Regions from separate parts of the Homo sapiens genome. Here region 1 is linked to region 2. Evidence: read pairs that join two places in POLR2A ChIA-PET (ENCODE). Cell type or tissue: CD4-positive, alpha-beta T cell. All regions are shown on one strand. Region 1 holds the start of LOC124901061 (a long non-coding RNA gene). Region 2 overlaps RAPGEF6 (Rap guanine nucleotide exchange factor 6).

The links. ChIA-PET counts read pairs that join two places held together with the same protein. Peaks named below come from ENCODE experiments on the same cell type or tissue, not always from the same donor. Only the 100,000 strongest peaks of a DNase experiment are listed, where the experiment ranks them.
Region 1: POLR2A ChIA-PET joins it to region 2 with 5 read pairs; 3 of 35 experiments call an interaction of 5 or more read pairs at or near these places.

Annotation. Positions count from the first base shown.
Region 1 is chr5:131,221,837-131,226,836 of GRCh38, reverse strand. LOC124901061 (a long non-coding RNA gene) reads left to right here and starts at 2,366. Exons shown (of 2, transcript XR_007058932.1): 1 at 2,366-2,476. It also overlaps a transcript of CDC42SE2 not described here. RefSeq lists enhancers at 1,907-2,006, 2,367-2,426. In CD4-positive, alpha-beta T cell, no CTCF peak of the experiment used is centred here; DNase peaks (open chromatin) are centred at 1,716 and 2,216; H3K27ac peaks cover 819 bases.
Region 2 is chr5:131,530,252-131,535,251 of GRCh38, reverse strand. The region is part of intron 6 of RAPGEF6 (Rap guanine nucleotide exchange factor 6); the gene reads left to right. Among named protein-coding and RNA genes, the nearest start is that of RAPGEF6, 100 kb to the left of the region's middle. In CD4-positive, alpha-beta T cell, a CTCF peak has its summit at 1,252; DNase peaks (open chromatin) are centred at 1,251, 2,811 and 3,081; H3K4me3 peaks cover 2,009 bases; H3K27ac peaks cover 2,454 bases.

The sequences.
Region 1 (5,000 bases), 310 kb after region 2:
CCTTCACTCCAAGAGTAAGGAAACCAATGCAGGGGTACTGGTAGCTGCTGAGTAAGTCTATTCCAACTAAACATGCCAGAATTGGATAAATAACCACAGGGTGAGTTCAACAACCTACTGAACTTGCTGTGAAGCCAATCACAGCCAAAACTTCAATAATCACCTGATCTTCATTCATAAGCCCCTACTCTGGCTGGTGGACCATAGCGGTGCTTTGGTCCTCTAGGAATTAGTGCCAGTTTAAAGCCAGTGTTCTGTAATCTCTACAAAGTTTGGCTATTCCACTTTCCCCAATGCATATCACCCTGGTAAATGAATGACTGCAGGCCCCTTTAGGGAAGGTGAGGAGGGAGATTTATGACATAAACTTTTGGCTATGTATCAGGATTATTCCTTCAGGAACTTGGCCTCCTCTTTATTCAAGGGTCTCTAAATTTGTGAATTGGTTCAAGTGTAGGAATTTGTTAAGGGGCCAAGACTATTGTGTAATTAAAGGCAGACTTCTGCTTATCAAACCTAGAGCTTTCCTGCTTATTCAAATCATACTACATACAAATGATACTAAATTGCTATACTAAAGTGAGACTTCAGTAGACTGTCCACCTAATTCAGACTTGAGACAACCATGAGCAATTAGCTAACACCAAAGATCTCTGCAAGACAATCGTTTCTGGTTACTACTTCGCTTCGCCACCAATTGTGTCAACCATACCCATCCTGTCTTTGGCAATTAAACAGGGCCAGTTGATCCTTGCTACCCCAGGACCAATTATCCTTCGGTTCCAGGTTTCAGTGAACAGCCATGGAAATGGTTAAAGCCACTTTCAGTTTCTTGAGCTAACACATCAAATCAAGAATCTCTGCTTCATGTACCCATAACAATAAATTCGGCCTGATCCTATTTTAAATTCCTTCCACCCTGATCCAACACTCTTGGGATGCCAAACATGCTCCACACATTTTTATCAATCACAATTGGTAAGATCTTACCTTTTTTTTTGGTGTGTTTAGTTCCTTCTCATAGGTCACACTTGGTAACTGACCTCCTGAGGCCTGCTGTGATTTAAATCTGGTTGTAGGTCTAGAAACAATGAGAGATAGTAGGGATAGGTCCTGAGGAGGATTTGTCTCTTACAAAGTCACTCTTCCAGGTTCTTCATGCAAGGGGAGACTGACTTTCTCAGGCAGGGAAGTAGGGCAAGCAAAGGAGCCTTGGCGGAACATAGAGGTCAATGACCAAGCTTCATTCAAATCTTTCTATAGACTCCTCATGCCAATTTCCAAAGTCCCACTTCTTCCCAATCAGTGTTGTACTTGAACAAAAGTGATCCTGTGGGGTTGTAAATTCAAATTGCCTTGTAATTCAATCACCCACAGGATTAGCCTCTGTGTTTGTTTTTCAGAAATCTTGACCTTGCTACTGTATGAGACAGTTTCTTTTAGGACAGTCATAAACAAGTATGTAGCTCTGAATGTCCCTATAACTCCCTGGCTTGTAGGTACGCATAAAATCACCTTAATATTTAGGCCTGAAATCCCGTTAGTTTGAAAGCTCTCACACAAATAACTGTACCACTCTAGACTTCTTTCAAGGTTCTCTCCTATGGACACCTCTCCAGGGTTTTTAGAGGTTGTTACATAGTGTCATGAATCAAGAGAAGCCACTGTGTGTAATGTTCCTTTGCTTTGCTCTGGGCTTCCCCTGGCTCTGGGCCACCACTTCGATTTCAACCAGGCTGCTGCTATCCTCTGAGCTTGGCTCAGGGCTCCACCTAAGCCACTGTTCACACGGCGGCCACTGCTTACCCTCTCTGCCTGCCATGCCCACCATAGCTGCTTCATGTGGACCCCCCATTCCCTGTCTTCCAGTCTGCTGCTTCTGCCTCTAGGTCCCCTGCTGGGCACCCCCACATGGGCTGCTGCTGGCCTGATGCCTTCACTCTACCCAGATGCTGCTTCTGCTTGTCCTGCTGCCTTGTCCTACTCCCTTGCCTGACCTTCTGCTTTGGCTCCTGCATCTGCTGCGGTCACCCTTTTCTCTGTGGCCATTCAGCACGCTTCACTCTTAAAAGAGGCAATGTTGAGCCTCTTGTAAGAATTTTGACTTTCGTTCTGAGTAAAATGGGAAGTTATTGCAGGACTTTGAACAGATGAATGATAGCAGCTGTCTTACATTTATGAAGCTCACTCTGGCTGCTGTTTTGAGAATGGACTATGGAGTTTAAGTTAGAGGAAGAGAGATAGGGAGGAGGTTATTGGGTTAGGCCAGGTGAGAAAGGATGGTGGTTCAGAACAGGGCAGTAACCAAGGAAGTGGTGGGTGGTCAGATACTGCATATATTTGAAGGGAGAACCCAACAGGAACTCTTGACAGACTGGATGTGAGATGTGGCAGAGAGAGAAGATTCATAGCTAACTCTAAGACTTTTGACCTGAGCAGATGAAAGGATGCAGTTACCATGAAGGCTGCAGATGAGGTAGGTTAGAAAAGTAAGATCTGGAATTCTCTATGAGATCTATTCAGTTTGAGATACCCAGTAGATATTCGAGTGGAGATGTTGACTAGATAGTTAGATATGTGAGTCAGGAGTTCAAGAGAGAGGCTTGAGTTGGAGAAATACATTTATGAGTTTTCAGATTAGAGGTGGCATTTATGGCCCAGGAAACAGATGAGATTTTTAAGAAAGTGAGTGTGGAGAGAGAAGAAAAACAGGCTCAGGACAGAGCCTGGGCATTCCAACACTGAGAGGTTAGACAGTAAAGGCCAAATCAGCCAGATACTGAGAAGAAACAGAAGAAAACCAAGAGGGTATGCTGTCCTGGCAACCAAGTGTAGAGGGTGCAACCAGGAGGAGGGAATGATCCGTGTCATAAAATGCTGCTGGTCAGGTAAGATGAGGACTCAGGATTGACCCTTGGAATGATCAACATGGAGGACACTTGCTGGCTTTGATAATAGTTTTGGTGGAGTCATGTGGGCAAAAGCCTTATTGGGGCCAGTTCAAGACAGAGTGGTAAAGGAAAAGTTGAGGACAGAATTTACAGATGGCTATTAAGAAGTTTAGCTATTAAAAAATTGGGCAGTAGATAGAGGGGAAAGTAGTCAAAAAGGGTTTTTTGTTCATTTTATTAAAGATGCTACAAATAATGGCATTGTAGTAGGCTGATGGAAATGATTTAGTGAAGGGTTAAAAACTGGGCTAGGGAGCAGGAACTATTGGAGCAATGTCCTTTACTGGGTGAGAGGAATTAGGATCTAGTAAATAAACAGAACTGAAATAGGCTTTAAAACAGAACAGAAATAGTTCATATATGGTAACAAGTAATTTGGGTGGAGTTTTTATTTTATGTAGAAAATCGCATTTTTTGATCTGAGTTGTGATATTGATCACAAGAAAGCAACAGTGTTTGTTGAATCAATGATAAGACAGCTTCAAACTTGGCAGCTGTGCCCCCCCAGACATCTTCCCAGTACTCATCCTGCAGAAACATGCCTTATCCCAAAAGCGAAGGTCAAGGGCCAGACGACTGAAAACACGCTCCAGGTATTTTTAGGGGAAAGCCAGATAAGGGGCATTCCTGATGGTCTGAAGATGCTCCATATTAGATTAAAATGTCTGGTGGGACTAGAGGAAAGAAAGAAACAATTATGTTTTATAGTCACTTGAGTTCCATATAGGATTGGAAAGGAAGTGAAAAAAGGGGAGAAAACAATTTTCTATTTTTAAGTAAATGGATAGGATGATGATGAGTCAAATTAGCTAAGAAACAGTGCTTGGAAGTAGGGGAGAAAGTAATCTGCTATTTTAAGAAAATGGATGGGGTGCCAATGATTTAATTACATTAGCTAAGAAGCCAGTCAGCATTTATTATACCTTTCAGGGTGAGAGGGCTGGAGACTTGAATCTAGGACAAAGCTGAAAGCTTGGCAGCAGGAGCAGAGTCAGAAGCAAAGGCTGGAGTAAGTGGCAGGATTAAGGTAGCAAATGATATTGTCATTGTGTCTGTCTTTCTATGGGAATCACTGGGAATGGTATTGAGAAGTGAAGGGTGCCATGCCCTCCACTCACATCCTCTTCTGTGTCCACACCAATGCATATCTCACTGTTAAAGAAGACGCTGAGATAAAACAACTGCATAAGGAGCAGATAGTGTGCCATCTGAGGCCAAAACAAGATTGTAGGGAACTCAGCTGACAACATACATGCAGTAGAAATACAAAAGCAAGTGCAGCAGCATGGGAGAGTCTCCACCTCCATTCATTTTATGTTTGTTTAAAATTTCATTTAGTAAAGTCTTAGTTTCTTTGGTTCAATGTCATTATCAAATAATGCAAAGAATAGCTAACATGTTCAGTGCTTATAATGTGCCAGGTGCTGTTCTAAGTAGTTCAAATATATTAATTAATTTCAGGTAGGGACTATTATTCATTCTCCCTTTATAGATGAGGAAACTGAGGGACAGAGGAAGCTGGGGGTCAGCCCAGGCAGTCTTGTAGCAAAAGCCTATGCTTTTAACCAGTATATAAAAATCTATCTCAGGACTTAGAGACTTTTGGATGGCCAAGAACTCCTTACTGACTTCCTGTGTGCTTGTGAAAAATCCATTTCATCTTTGCATTATGAGATTCCATCCCAAATTAGTAAAATTTGAGTGAAAATTTCTTGTCATCACAGATATATTAAAGTAGAAACACTTAGCTGCTCTTTCTTATGAATTCAAACAATTTCTGAAACACTCACCCATGTGAGCATTATGTAATGATGAGTCAGAGCTGTCTGAAAGGTTTGGGAGTGATTTCTTATTCACATTGCTAATTGTTTAATTATGCTAAAATTATATTGACTAAATATTCTTCATATTTAAATGATTTCTGACTTCAGGTATACATATGAATCAATGGTAACTTGCTATATTCTTCTCAATACCAACATTTAACAATTAACAAAATATTAAATTTGTGCAATTCACCTATGGAAAAGAGCTAATGGGAAGTGGGAA
Region 2 (5,000 bases):
TTCTTTTCTTAGTATTGTTACACAGGGAGATTTAGCATGATAGGTTCACTATACAGTTCCCTGGAATCGAAGATACTATGAGATGATTGGTAGAAAAGGAAAAGGATGATGTCATCTTCACTTACAAGCCAAACTAAAGGAAAAGAGAATTTTGTTCCTTTACTGAGTTGGTGTTTACTACAGTAGGTCTAACATATGGCACTAGTGGATTGCATTTCTCACACTGGGCAGCAGTTTTTTAAAGCAGCTAAGAGATGGCTGTCTCCCTTGCCCAGCTTGAGGTCCTTCTTTGTGTGTTGATCAGCATGATTTATAAAAAGGGGGAAAGGTGTGCATTAAAATTTTGCTTTTTGATTCGGCTATAATATATTCTGTTGGTACTATACATGAATATAATTACTGTCTGGTGTTGAAATTCTTGGTATTCTTGAATCTTGCTACTGATATTTATGTGTAAAATACTCATCTTTTAGAAATTTTATCTTAAGTGAAAGTTTGTCTTCATGTACATACAAAGTACCTACTATCATTTTTCTGTTTTAAAGAATGATTAACATTAGATTTTAATTAATGTACAATATTAAGTATCAAGTGGAATTCCAACTCACGTATGATTGATTTAAATTAAACTGAAAAAAAAAAAAACACATTGGTGCTTGAAAACCAACCTGTATAAATATTGCATGTTTTATGTTTAGAAAACTAGTCATGCTTGTTTGCATTTGTGAGATTTAATTTTATATTTAAATGCGGGTATTGTGTATTTTGGTATTGTGTCTTTTGGAATTTTGGCAGAAAAACATTCTTAAAAGCTTTATGAAAATCTAAATAATTACATATTTTGAAAGCATAACTTGTCTTTGTTCAAAATTATACTTAGTTTAACTTAAATTCTAGTTTTATAAGTAGCAGTGTAATTCAGATTGGCAGCATAGTGTTGTTCAGAAAGTGACTCAGACTTTTCTCAAAGATATTGAAGAACTTATTTTTTTTGTGCTTAACAACAAGATGTTTCTTCTGCAGTCAGTGGAGTCCTTTGTTAAAAGACCTGTCTCCCAGGTAACATCTCCTCTTATGTTGCACACCCCATTTTCCCCAAAATAAAAGTGTTAGGTAAATAAAGCAAAATAATTATATTGCTTTGATTTGTTCAGTGATTGTTTTTCTCATAATTTTGCCGCCTGGAGGTATAACTAACTATATTTTACTATTGGGAACTGTCTTTCTTTGGCCACTAGGAGCAACCATTGCAAGCTTAGTTGGAGTATCTAATGCCTTGTAGCAGAAGCATGAAGAACAAGGATGGGTACTAGTGGTATTGTGTTTCAGATGGAAGAGGGTGTGGCAAAATTAAAATCTTTTTCTGTAATTTCTATAGAAAAATGGGGCAATTTTTTTTAGTCCACACTCACTCTGGAAGCAGGTTTAATCCTTTTCTTTGATTTCTTCTGAGTGAGTTTTGCTGGCTTCTTGTCTTTTTCTAGGAATTCAGCATTGGGCTACAGGAAAGTACCATGTTGTGTAGATTATTCTTTCTCAAAGAAGTAGGTGCATGCTGCAACTATTGGTGTACATCTGATTTTTTTCCAGCTTCCCTTTGCAAAATGAAATTCTATTGTTTCCATTTAAATTTACTATCTACCTACAAATCTTAGTACTAGTTTGTATATTCTTAATGTTAATTTAGAGTGATCCTGAAGGTTATATCTTTCAGAACAGTTATTTGATAAATAGCAAATTTTGCAAGCAGAAACCCCTTGTTAACAAATACATGTGACATCTGAGAACCTAGGCTGCCTTGTTTATTTGGAATGCAATGGTATCTTATCAGAGCTTATAATTTTACCTTGGGAGGACAATACTGTATTACATTTGAATAATAATAGGAAATATGGCTTCCCAAATATAGCTGTGTATCAATGTACAGAATTAAAAATCAAAATGGATTTTTAAAACTGTGAAGTAGAAAGGGTGCTCAAGCCAATTTTTTTCTTAAAGAATTTAGCTTGCTGACGTGTCTCATGGAAAGGAGGATGGGGTGTGTGTGTGTGTGTGTGTGTGTGTGTGTGTGTGTGTGTGTGTATGTTTTCAATAAATTGCTCTTGGGGCTACATCTGCAGATACAGTAGCCAATTGATCTAATGCAGTTTCTGGAGGCTTTCTGTACAGGTGATGTCATCCTTTTAGCTCTATTCTCCTCCCACTCTCTTTCCTTCTTATTAGATATTTCATCTTACTGCAGAGCATAGAATCAATAGGAGCTTCTCCTTAGGGAGCTGCTTTGAAACAGGCAAGGACAGTAGAAATTAAGACACTAACATTCAGTCTTGCTTTAGCAGAAGATATAATGGTTTTGTACCATATTATATAAAAATGTTTAACCAGAAAAGCTAGACTTAAATCAACAGTGCTGTTTTACTGATACATTAGAATAAGGAACAGTGCTGCAGAGCTGTAAACAGTGCATGTGAATAGAGAAAATAATTACAATTTTGGAGATTCTTAGACATTCTACAGGACAAACCTGTTACGGCATATATCATCTAACTGCCATTTGCTCAACTTTTTTTTTTTTTAAACCTCTGGAGGTTAAGAATATAAAGAAGAAACTTTAATCTTCAGGATACAATGTTTGCTTTTGATGCAGAAGAATCACTGCAGTGCTTGTTCTACAGAATGAAATAAGTTGAAGAAAAGACAAAGCTATATTACAGAGAGGAAAGGTTTCACGGAATCCAGGAACACAGATTTGGTGCATGTTGCCTGATTTGCTTTGACTGATACCGTATTAACTGTTGTGCTACCACTCTGCATGTCTGTGCCAGGTGCCTGAGGCCGCATGTATATGTCTGTATATTCTGAGCCAGAATTGTAAACATCTTCATTTACTGTGATTTGCTTGTTAAAGTGAACGTTTTAATTTAGAACAATACTGAAAGCTCCTGATTTCAGTTTTAAAAGGGGTTTGGAGAGGCTGCCTTTATATAAACACTGCAGTGGTGTATGATTTGTAAAAAGAAACTTAACAGAATTTTATCACCGTACTCATCACTGTAGCTCTGGTTTGAAAAGGAAACTACCCTTTCCAGCCTAGGAAATGGCTTTTCTTGTTCGCTGTTATGCCAATTGTCTTCAGCCATGGGCCTCCAAAGTAAGTAATTGTTATTTTCTTAGCAATTGATTTAATCCAGTTATTAAATTTTATTTTGAACTGTAAATGAGCTTTATTGCGCTCTTTTCTAAACTTTAAAAATAAGAACTACAAAGTAGTCTTTCTCATTGCCATTTTTTTTTAATTTAAATATCTAAAACATTCTAACGTGACCTCTAAGAGATTTGAAAGGTGCGTTTTAAATCTGTAGACTTAAAATGCAGTGCATTTGAGATGTACTCTCTTCAGACTGAATTATTTTTTGATTATGGCTATTGCTGTACTTATCAGTGATCATACTCTAACTTGCTTCATTTTCTTAAATGGTTGATATATTTAGGTATGTTAGTCTAATTGCCAGATTATATGACATTTTTCATTAATATGATGCTGTCATAAATTATGATTGAATTGTGCTATTTTACAATTGAATTGTGCTATTTTACAAAGATTAGTTGATAATTCTTGAGCAGTGAAATAATATGAAGAAAATACTCATGAAAATCAATTATATGAAAATATTTAAATAATGATTCTAAGTATTTTCAAGATAGTAAACCATTAGCAGCTGGAGACTATTTAAGGTCATCTATCATACTTGTCATTTTTAAATAAACATAATAACTCACAAAAAAGCAAAGTGCTATACAACCTTCCAGGCTAGGTTGTAGGAAAATATATACTCTAATTCAGTGAGTTTTATTATACACAGTGGCTATTTATATAGTCTGTAATTTGATGCCACTCAAGTTATCTTTCCTGTCTCATGTATGTATTATAAAACAGTGTTTTTTCAAAACATTTAAATTGTAACATTTATTAAGATTTTTTATGGTTCTCTTGCATACAGACAGGCACAATAGAGGCACTTCTTAGTATGGTCTGAAATCATGTCTTTGTTTCAAGGTTGTCCTGTTGATGGTGACTAAGGAAGAAATCCTATGATAGCATCGTGGTGTTTTTCTGTTTTATCTGGCCTAGCTCACTGCATGTCTTTCTTAAAGGCAGCTTCTGGAAAGACATTTAAATTCACTGTCCATTTGGCAAACAGCTGATTGAAATGTAAATAGATGAAAAGAAGCCTAGGTACACAATGTATTTGTGCTATTATCTGGCTAAGGCTTAAATGGCCTTTTTAGTGAAAATGACACCTATATGGCCCAAGCATTGCTGATGCTTGATAGCTGCACTATACTACAAAGGTTTAAACCACTTGTAGAAAGGAAGTGAGTGAGACCGTGTAAAAAAAACTTTAAAGAAAATTAAGAATGAGATATAGGGGTTGTTTTTTAAGGTAACCAGCAAAATAAAATAGCCTTTGGAATGCTGATAGCCAACTTTTGATCCCAGATTTAACAAATATGGAAGAGTCAAAATTTCAAAATCAGCTTCTAAGGTTTCATGAAATGCCAGCAAACATTATATGAGCAGGATTCTGGATTGGTACTCTACTGTGTAAATCAAGTATTTGTAAGAGTACATGTCTCCATCCCCCTTCCCTCATGTTACTGTTGATGAAATTTTGACTCTGGATTGCAATTAAACACATAAAACTTAGAATTTTGTTATACTTCTTTTCATTTTCCAGTACATTTTACTGGTTTTATTTTTGTTCATGTATTTTTGCCTATGCTACTATGTACTTGCATTTTACTACTTCTGAATTCATTAATTTTCTTGCTAAAATAAATAGTCGTATTAGCATGGTTCTACTGGGGGTTGGGGAAGAATGAATCATAAATGCCTTCCTTTATATTTACTCTTAAGATAATTGTTTAGTTCAATATAAAATAATAAATCCAAAGTCTTTTTTCTTTAGCAGTTTGAAAAAGTTACTACACTGTCTTCT